Linked DNA regions of Homo sapiens: region 2 is linked to region 1. The links are chromatin loops, found by intact Hi-C in ENCODE. Cell type or tissue: mammary epithelial cell. All regions are shown on one strand. Each heading gives the region's core, and the rest is flanking DNA. Links, peaks and the distances in the headings are about the cores only. Region 1 has its middle 5.0 kb from the start of CYP8B1. Region 2 overlaps CCDC13 (coiled-coil domain containing 13).

Region 1 (4,388 bases), core at 91-4,090:
CTAAGATAATTGATGAAGATGGCTACACTAAGCAACAGATTTTTAATGTAGATGAAACGGCCTTATATTGGAAGAAGAGACCATCTAAGGACTTTCCTAGAGCAAAGTCAATGCCCTGCTTCAAAGCCTCTAAGGGTAGGATGACTCTCTTTTTAGGAGCTAAGGTAGCTGGTGACTTTCAGTTGAAGCCAAAGCTCACGACCATTCTGAAAATCCTAGGGCCCTTCAGAATTATGCTAAATCTACTCTGCCTGTACTCTATAAGTAGCAAGGCTAGGTGTGGTGGCTCGCGCCTGCAATCCCAGCAATTTTGAAGGCTAAGGCAAGTGGATTGCTTGAGCCCAGAGCTTGGAGCCCAGCCTGGGTAACATGGTGAAACCCTGTCTCTACAAAAATTAGCCAGGTATGGTGGTGCATGCCTGTGGTCCCAGCTACTTGGGAGGCTGAGGTGGGAGGATCACCTGAGCCTGGGAGGTTGAGGCTGCAGTGAGCCAAGATCATGTCACTGTACTTCAGCCTGGACGACAGAGTGAGACCCTGTCTCAAAACAAACAAAACAAAGCCTGGATGGCAGCTCATCTGTTTGCAGCATGGTTTACTTAGGCCCACTGCTGAGACTTACTGCTCACAAAAAAGATTCTTTTCAATGTATTACTACTCATTAACAATGCACCTGAGATCTCTGAGGAAGATGTTCGAAGAGATGAATGTTGTTTTCATGCCTGCTAACACAACATCCATTCTGCAACCCATGGATCAAGGAGTAATTTCAACTTTTCAGTCTTAGTATTCAGAAATACATTTCGTAAGGCTATAGCTGCTGTAGATGGCGATTCCTCTAATGGATCTGGGCAAAGTAAATTGAAAACCTTATGGAAAGAACTCACCATTTTAGAGCCACTAAGAACAATTGTGATTCATGGGAGGAGGTTAACATATCAACATGAACAAGAGTTTGAAAGAAGTTGATTCCAACCCTCATGAATGACTTTGAGGGGTTCAAGGCTTCAGTGGAGGAAGTCGCTGCAGATGGGTGGAAATAGAGAATTAGAATTAGAAGTAGTGCCAGAGGATGTGACTGAATTGCTGCAATCGCCTGATTGAACTTGAATGGATGAGGAGTAACTTCTTACGGATGAGCTAAGAAAGTGGTTTCTTGAGATGGAAACTAATCCTGGCGAGGATGCTGGGAACACTGTTGAAATGACAATAAAGAATTTAGAATATTACATAAAGTTAGTAAAGCAGCAGTAGAGTTTGAGAGCATTGACTCCAATTTTGAAAAAAAGTTCTATTGTGGGTAAAATGCTATCAAACAGCATTCCATGCTACAGAGAAATCTTTCCTAAAAGGAAGAGTCAACTGGTGCGGCAACCTTGATTGTTGTCTTATTTTAAGAAATTGTCACAGCCACCCCAGCCCTCAGCAACCACCACCCTGATCAGTCCAGGGTGAAGACAGGAATCACTGAAGGCTCAGATGATCATTAGCATTTTTTAGCAATAAAGTTTTTTTTAAAAATTAAGGTATATATATGTATTTTAGATATAATGCTTTTGCACACTTAATGGTGTATAGTCTAAACATAATTTTTATATTCCCCGGAAACAAAATTCGTGCGACTCATTTTACTATGGAGGTTTGAAACCCAACCCGCAATATCTTCGCGGTATGGCTGTAATTGTGACAAATGCTGCAAAGAAGAGCAGAGCATGAAGGGAGGTGGCAGTCAGGAAGGCCACACTGATTGGGCCACACTGATTCAGCGGAGGCCTGGAGGACCACAAGACCCAGTCAATGTGTGTTGTGTGTGGTGGAGGTGCTAGCGGCCGAAGAGGGGTGCTGGTCAGGGGATGCAGCAGGGTGGTCCCAAGGTACCGAGAGCATATCCACCCTGGGGCCAATGAGCCCAGGGCACTCGGAGAAGGGGGAAGAATCTCCACAGGGTGCAGAACCGGCAGGCTCTGTGCGGGTTAGGACTTTGACACATCGGTGGCACTGAACCCCTCTCACGCCAGCCGGCCCAGCCACGCTTGTGTCCGGGGCCAGCCCACGGGGGCCACGCAGGGCTGCCGGATGGACAGGCAGGGAATACGGGCTCTTCCTCGGGAGGAGACTGGCTTGCCCCTGGGAAGTCAGCCCACGGGACTGCCCTCCTCTCCCTCCCGAGGGGCTGGGGACCAGCAACTCAAGCCAACACCGGGAGCGGGCGGCACGTCCCCTCCTCGCCCCTTCGGTCCGGGAACTGTCAGGGGCCGGGGCGGGGTTACGATGGTGGGCTAGGGGGCCAGGTAGGACCAAAGACACACGGAGGCGGCCTCCGGGACAGCCAGAGGGCCCGCGGGCGCTCGGGAAAGGGGCGGGTGCACTTCCGGCCCCCGAAGCCTCAGCGAGGGAGTCTCCGGGAGGCGCGGCGGGGAGTAGGCAGTGTGTTGCTGACCTCTGGCGGTCGCTCTGCGGCACTTCGCACCTTCTTTGTGCTCAGGAGCGGTGAGTGTCAGTTCGGCGGCTGAGCCCCCAGTAAGGGCGTGGTTCCGGGCCAACGGGAGGACGTGCTGATGGCGCTGCTTTCTTCCTTCCCCACCGCAGCTGTTTCCGACTCGCGCGCTGAACCCACCACTACCCCTCGGCCCACGCCCCTGGCAGTTTTCACGGCATAAGCCCGGCAAGAGCATCATTTTGGTTGTCCTGGGGGGTTTTGGGGGTTAGCTCCTTTATTGCTAACCTCATTTGCACATTCCATGGTGGGCAGGACAGTGGATTGAGTTTTTTACACTGGGCCCTAGTAGTTCCATGTTCCTGTCTGATGTCATGACTTCTCATTCTATATATGGCCCAGAATTTTGAGCAACTGGGCACTGACCTGAGGATTCTATTTATCTGCTGTGGTTCCTTTACTGGGGTTCTCCGCTGTGGGTTCTCTAGTCCGGATGCACTAGCTCTTCCCTGAGTCTTGTTTGCCCCTTTTTCTAATTCTGGATGATATTGACTGCTCCCCCAGTATGTGCCACCTCTTGCTCACTGCCTCGCCCCCAGCAGTAAGTAGTACCATTGAAATGGAAATACAGGGGAGAAATTATTTCACCCTGCCTTTAGAGCAGGTAATAATCGTTTCACTTAGGGCTTATGTATGGCTCCTTTTTGTTTCTTTCTAGCTTTCCAGGTTCCTTCTGTTTTTCCTGGAGGGGAAGGAACCCCCTCCATGGCAGCCTGGGTTCTTGACAGCCTGACTCAAGGGTCACTATGCTTACTGCTAGCCTGAATCACATATACCAGGTTGTCGTAGAACCAGTGTAGGACATAAAAGGCAAACCTGGGTTCTTGTCCCAACTTTTCCACCAATTTATGGCATGACCCAGAACATTTTGTTTTACCCTTCTGGACCTTTATTCTGATGTGTCAAAATAAGAGGTACTGAATTTGACGTACTCGCCAGCAGTGAGATGCTATTATAAAGGTATTGGGTTGTACATTCACTAATTTGCCAAGAGATAACGAGGGCATATAGTGTGAGAGGGTGGAGGGATAGGGTGGGAATTGGAATGATTGGCATTGAGCTTCTAGCCAGGGGATGGCTCTATGCTGATCATTTCCATCGCCACCAACACCATCACCATTCTTATTTTGAGAACTTACCTTGAGCTAATATTACACGAAATTCACGTATTTTGCCATCTAACCCTTATATCAACCCGGTTCAGAGATTCCGTAGAAGAACTCACAGGACTCAGAATACAGTTGTAATCATGACTAAGATTGATTACAACTGGATTGCTGGTCCCTAGCCCCTTGGGAGGGTGGGGAGGGCAGCCACGTGGGCTGAATTCCCACGGGCAAGCCAGCCTCTGCCTGAGGAAGAGCCAGAATTCTCTGCCTGTCCATCTGATGGGATACATAACCAGATCATAAGGGAAAAAGACATAGGTGGAGTCTGGAGGAATCTATGTGCAGGATTCCGAGTTCTTTCTCCCTGCCAGGAGAGATCACACAAAGCTTACTCCTCCTAGCAATGGAAACGCAGCAACATATGTGCCATGTTTCTAACTAGGGAAGCTCAAAAATTAGTCAGTGCCCAAGGTTTTTATCGGGGGACTGGTCATGTAGGCACCTTCTGCCTAGCACATACCAAAATTCCAGACTCCTAGAAGGAAAGCAGATATTCATTATAAATCATGTTTGTACAAATAGTCAAGGCATAACGAACTACTCTTATTGGTTAAGTGTTGACTGGACGCACTTTGAAAGTGAAGTTCCCAGACACTAGCCAGGGGCCTACCTTGCAAGCAGGCCTTTTTTTGGGTCTCTGACTTGCTATGTTAGTGATTTTATGCACCCAACCATATGAAGCAAAAATGCCCTCATTTTACAGAGGAGAAAATTGAGATTTC
Region 2 (4,388 bases), core at 311-4,310, 140 kb before region 1:
CTTGACCAATCAAAACACCCTGTACTCTTGGCTACAGTGATGGGCTCAAGGATGGTCACATAACCCAGGCTAGACCAAAGACACTCAATTCTGGGACTTTGTTGGAACTATTGGGAAAGAGAAACCCTTTGTCTGTAGAGGCTGCATTGGAGGAGAGAAGCTGGGACTACCCAGGGTCCTTGTGGAAGAGAGTGAAGCCAACCCAGGAGAAGGTGCTGAGAGCAAGGCCCCGATCTGCACCTGAAGCTAGGCCACCTCTGGATTGTTCGTTTACATGGGCCAATGACTTCCCTTTGTTGCTTAAACCTGGTAGAGTTAGAGTTCTGACACTCCCAACGCAGCCAGTGAGATGCGGCCCCTGGTGTTGAGTCCAGCCTGCCTACCTCTTTCATCAGCCTGGAACTTTCCCCCTTTAAGCCCCATCTAACCCTATCATACTTCTGGGGCCATGACCCTCCCCCTCTCCCTTTTACAATGAGAATTTCAGGTATAGCACCTCCAAAACAGCCAGGATGGGGCCACGAAAAGTTCATTAAATGGGCTCACAGTGAGGTCCCAGTCAGGCAGCTCAAGTTGGTTTGACAGGACATGAGGAACATGCAGAGGTGACCCAGGTCCCCAGGTGTCTCCTGCCTAGAAGGGGTGGCTCAGACTTCTGACCACATGTGCCTCAGAGCCCTTGCAGGCACCATCATGATCTCTCGTTCCCACATGCCCAGCTGACCTCCTCAGGCACGCGTTACCTCCAAGCCTTCCTGTTTTTCCCTTTCCAGGCTGCGGATCCTCAGCAGGTTTTTCTCCTGTGCCGACAGCTTCCTTGGGTCTGGATAGACAGACAACTCATCACTGGCTGTTCCCGCAGACTGGCTCCGGGCCTGGCCCAATTGCTTCTCAAGCTCTTGAACCTGAGGATGGTAAAACTCGTCGTTCCACAATGGGTCTTCTGCCAGCCTCTTCTACTCAGAAGTGTGATAGGAGACCCCACAGACTGAAGATGGAACCACCTCTCTAGATGGCTGTGGTAGCCCCATCTGAGGAGGACTAGGGGTGGGGGACAATCTGAGCTGGCATCTTGAGCAACACATTGGAAGACACCAGGAAAGTTCAGCTTAGAAAAATGGTGAATGAGAAAAATCACCCTATCTCTGAGGGGCTGTTTGAGGCTGGAAAGCAGACCTATGGCCCCAGGAACCAGGGATGGATAGGATGGCAGGTCTCAGTTCAAGAAAGAATATTTATTTATTTATTTATTTATTTATTTATTTATTTATTTATTTATTTTAGAGACAGGGTCTTGCTCTGTTGCCCCGACTGGAGTGCAGTGGTGCAATCATGGCTCACTGTAACCTCTGCCTCCCGGGCTCAAGCAATCCTCCCAGCTCAGCCTCCTAAGCAGCTGGGACCACAGGCACAGGCAACTGTGCCTGGATAATTTTATATATATATATACACACACACATATATATATACACATATACACACACACACATAAATATATAAATATAAATATATATATATATAAAATTTGGTAGAGACGGGGTTTCACCATGTTGCCCAGGCTGGTCTTGAACTTGAACTCCTGGGCTCGAGAGATCTGCCCACCTCAGCCTCCCAAAGTGCTGGGCAAGGAGGAACTTTCTAACAGACAGACCACCTAAGACTGGGTGGGCTTCTCGGAAGATGGCAGTCACTTACAGGAGATACTGAAGAGGGGAAGGCAGGGTTTGGAAACAGACTGCCTCAAAGCCTCACAGATTGTGTGACTGCGCACAGGTAACTCTCTGAATCTCAGTTCCCTCATCTGTAAGATGGGCCTAAGAGTAACACTGCCCTGCGTAACACTGTTATGAGGATTCAGTATTGTGAAGTTGTCTGAGCCTGGGAATCCTCTGAGGTTCTTCTTGGACTGAAATCTTGGTGCTTACTCCAGATCAACAAACTACAGTTCTAGCGGAAGGGACATGGAATCTGCATTTTAAATGCTACAGGTTATTTTTAGGATTAGGTAACTTTGCAAAATCCCAAGATGGTCTAGGTGAAGCTGTCAACACAGCCTGGCACATGTGGGCCTTCAGCAAGTGGCAGGTAGATGTCATCCCACAGAACAATGCCCTTATCACCCTTATAACGCTAGGGTAGAAGCAGACAACTCCTAGGGTCCTTCTGACCCTGGTTTCCCTATCAACACAACCAAATGACAAAACAATGTTGGTAAACTTGAGCCAGGAAAGGAAGCACAATTCGCTAGGCTCCCTGGCAAAGGGCAGGAGCACAGCTTTGAAGGCACCCACCAGTGCCCTCGTGTGGCGCTGTGAGGCAATTCCATTTAATCATTAAAGAATACTGTTACCTTTAAGAATTTGACATACAGGGCCGGGCGTGGTGGCTCATGCCTGTAATCCCAGCACTTTGGCAAGCCGAGGTGGGCGGATCACGAGGTCAGGAGATCGAGACCATCCTGGCTAACACAGTGAAACCTCGTCTCTACTAAAAATACAAAAAATTAGCCGGGCGTGGTGGCGGGCAAATGTAGTCTCAGCTACTCAGGAGGCTGAGGCAGGAGAATGGCGTGAACCCGGGAGGCGGAGCTTGCAGTGAGCCGAGATCGCACCACTGCACTCCAGCCTGGGTGATAGAGCGAGACTCCGTCTCAAAAAAAAAAAAAAAAAAAAAAAAAGAATTTGACATGTAACTTAATGACAATAAGAAGTAAGTTGTTTTGTGCTTATTATGGTCAGGCACTGTCCTAGGTGCTTTACAAATGTTATTTTATGTTACCCCATTTCACAGGTGTGAAGATGAAGACATAGGAAGATGAAGGGGTTTGCCCAAGGTCAGAGTTGGCAGACCGGTGGCCAAACGTAAACTCAGGTCTCTTGAACCCCAAGGCCATGCACTATCATCTATTAGCTTCTTGGAGTTTTTCCCCCTTTATATTGGCTTCAAGGATCCCATGGGAGACACTGAAGATAAAAGCCACTGTGACCCTCGAAGTCCCTGGGAACAAGGGTGATATGCTTGGCAAATGGTGGAAGTCATACACCTTCTCACATGTTTCTCAGTTTGAAGGGACAAAGGGAAAAGAACCACACCTAACTTTTATACAGTGCTTCCTCCATGCCAGGCCCTGTGCTGAGCATTTTACAAGTATTGACTCAATTCTCCCAACAATCCTGTGGGGTAGGCATCGTTATTATCCCCATTATACAGATGAGGAAACTGAGGCACAGAGCTAAAGGAACTTGCTTAAGGTCACACAGCTGGTGAGTGGAGAGCTGGGATTTGAATCTGAGCAGTGTGGCTCCAGAGCCCCTGCTGTTAGCTGCTTTTGGTATGCTCCAAAATATTCAGACAATAAAGAGGGAGACAAGGCTAAATTTTTATTGGGTAATTAAACTTTCAAAAGACTACAAGCATCTGGACAAAACTGGAAAAAGCTTACAATTACAACAGTCACGCAAATCTACATAAACTAAGAAAAAAAAAAGATGCCTGGAGTAAAATAAATCAAACCAAAGGCGTTGGCATTTGTTAAGCTCCAGTGCCTGGCATGTGCTAAGTGTTATATAAGAGCTTGTTCATTAAATAACAAATTAAAATCAGGCTGGTTGGCGAGAAGGTAAAACAACAACCCCGCACGAGTGCACTGTGAGACCTAAAGGCCTTTTTTGGGTACTGTGTGCTTAGGTCTCTAAGGGGGTCAGGGCAGCTCTTTCTGGGGTGTTTTAAATCCTTTGTTCAGGCCAGGAGAAGTCTGATGACTCACTCACCTTGCTCTGCAAAACAAGAATTTGTTGAGCCCGACCCCTCCAGGTCCCTGGCGAAGATAGGAGCTGCTGAACGTTGATGTCTTCCCCAACCTCTCTGGCCAAAACCTGAAATAAGGCAGGGCCTTCAATGTGGCCAAAAGAGAGGGCTCCACCAGACCCTGATGCTGCTACGTATTTAGAAGCATATTCAGAAGCAGTCTTCACCTACACGATCTTCTTCCCATCTCAGAGCATAGCCCTCAAAGGTCAGTTTTCCATGTCCCAAGGGCAGCTCTCCCTGGGAAAGTAGTAAACCCATCATCCCTGGCATTTCTTGGCAATGCTTAGAGCAGCCAAGAAACTGCCAGCAATGCCCAGATAGGGCCCCTTGCTCTTGACATATTCTGGGATGACTGAACCACAAAGCTGACCAACTCCTGCTTCCTTAACCCACTCACCTGTCACCTAGTGCTGAGCTAATTCTGGCTATAGGAAGTACATCACCACAGGACCCTAGCCTTTGTGAAAACCCACGGACAAGTGGACCTCTGAGTGCAGCAAAAGGTGGGCTACTGAATGTCAGTTGGGGTGCTGTGGTCCAAGAAGGACCCAGCTTTGCGGTTGTTGAAGTGCAGCACT

The links. A loop is a pair of places that touch in the nucleus more often than their neighbours do. Peaks named below come from ENCODE experiments on the same cell type or tissue, not always from the same donor. Only the 100,000 strongest peaks of a DNase experiment are listed, where the experiment ranks them.
Region 2: it touches region 1 in a loop (8-fold over the local background); 3 of 110 quality-filtered maps call a loop at or near these places.

What each region holds. Positions count from the first base shown.
Region 1 is chr3:42,878,716-42,883,103 of GRCh38, forward strand. No RefSeq gene overlaps it. Among named protein-coding and RNA genes, the nearest start is that of CYP8B1, 5.0 kb to the left of the region's middle. RefSeq lists an enhancer at 2,262-2,556 and a silencer at 2,595-2,644. In mammary epithelial cell, for the core only: a CTCF peak has its summit at 2,442 (motif pointing left); a DNase peak (open chromatin) is centred at 2,436; H3K4me3 peaks cover 951 bases.
Region 2 is chr3:42,742,153-42,746,540 of GRCh38, forward strand. CCDC13 (coiled-coil domain containing 13) reads right to left here. Exons shown (of 16, transcript NM_144719.4): 7 at 3,771-3,875; 8 at 744-905. It overlaps CCDC13-AS1 (CCDC13 antisense RNA 1), which reads left to right. Exons shown (of 4, transcript NR_046732.1): 3 at 774-914; 4 at 2,791-3,006. Among named protein-coding and RNA genes, the nearest start is that of CCDC13-AS1, 12 kb to the left of the region's middle. In mammary epithelial cell, for the core only: a CTCF peak has its summit at 2,285 (motif pointing left); a DNase peak (open chromatin) is centred at 2,299.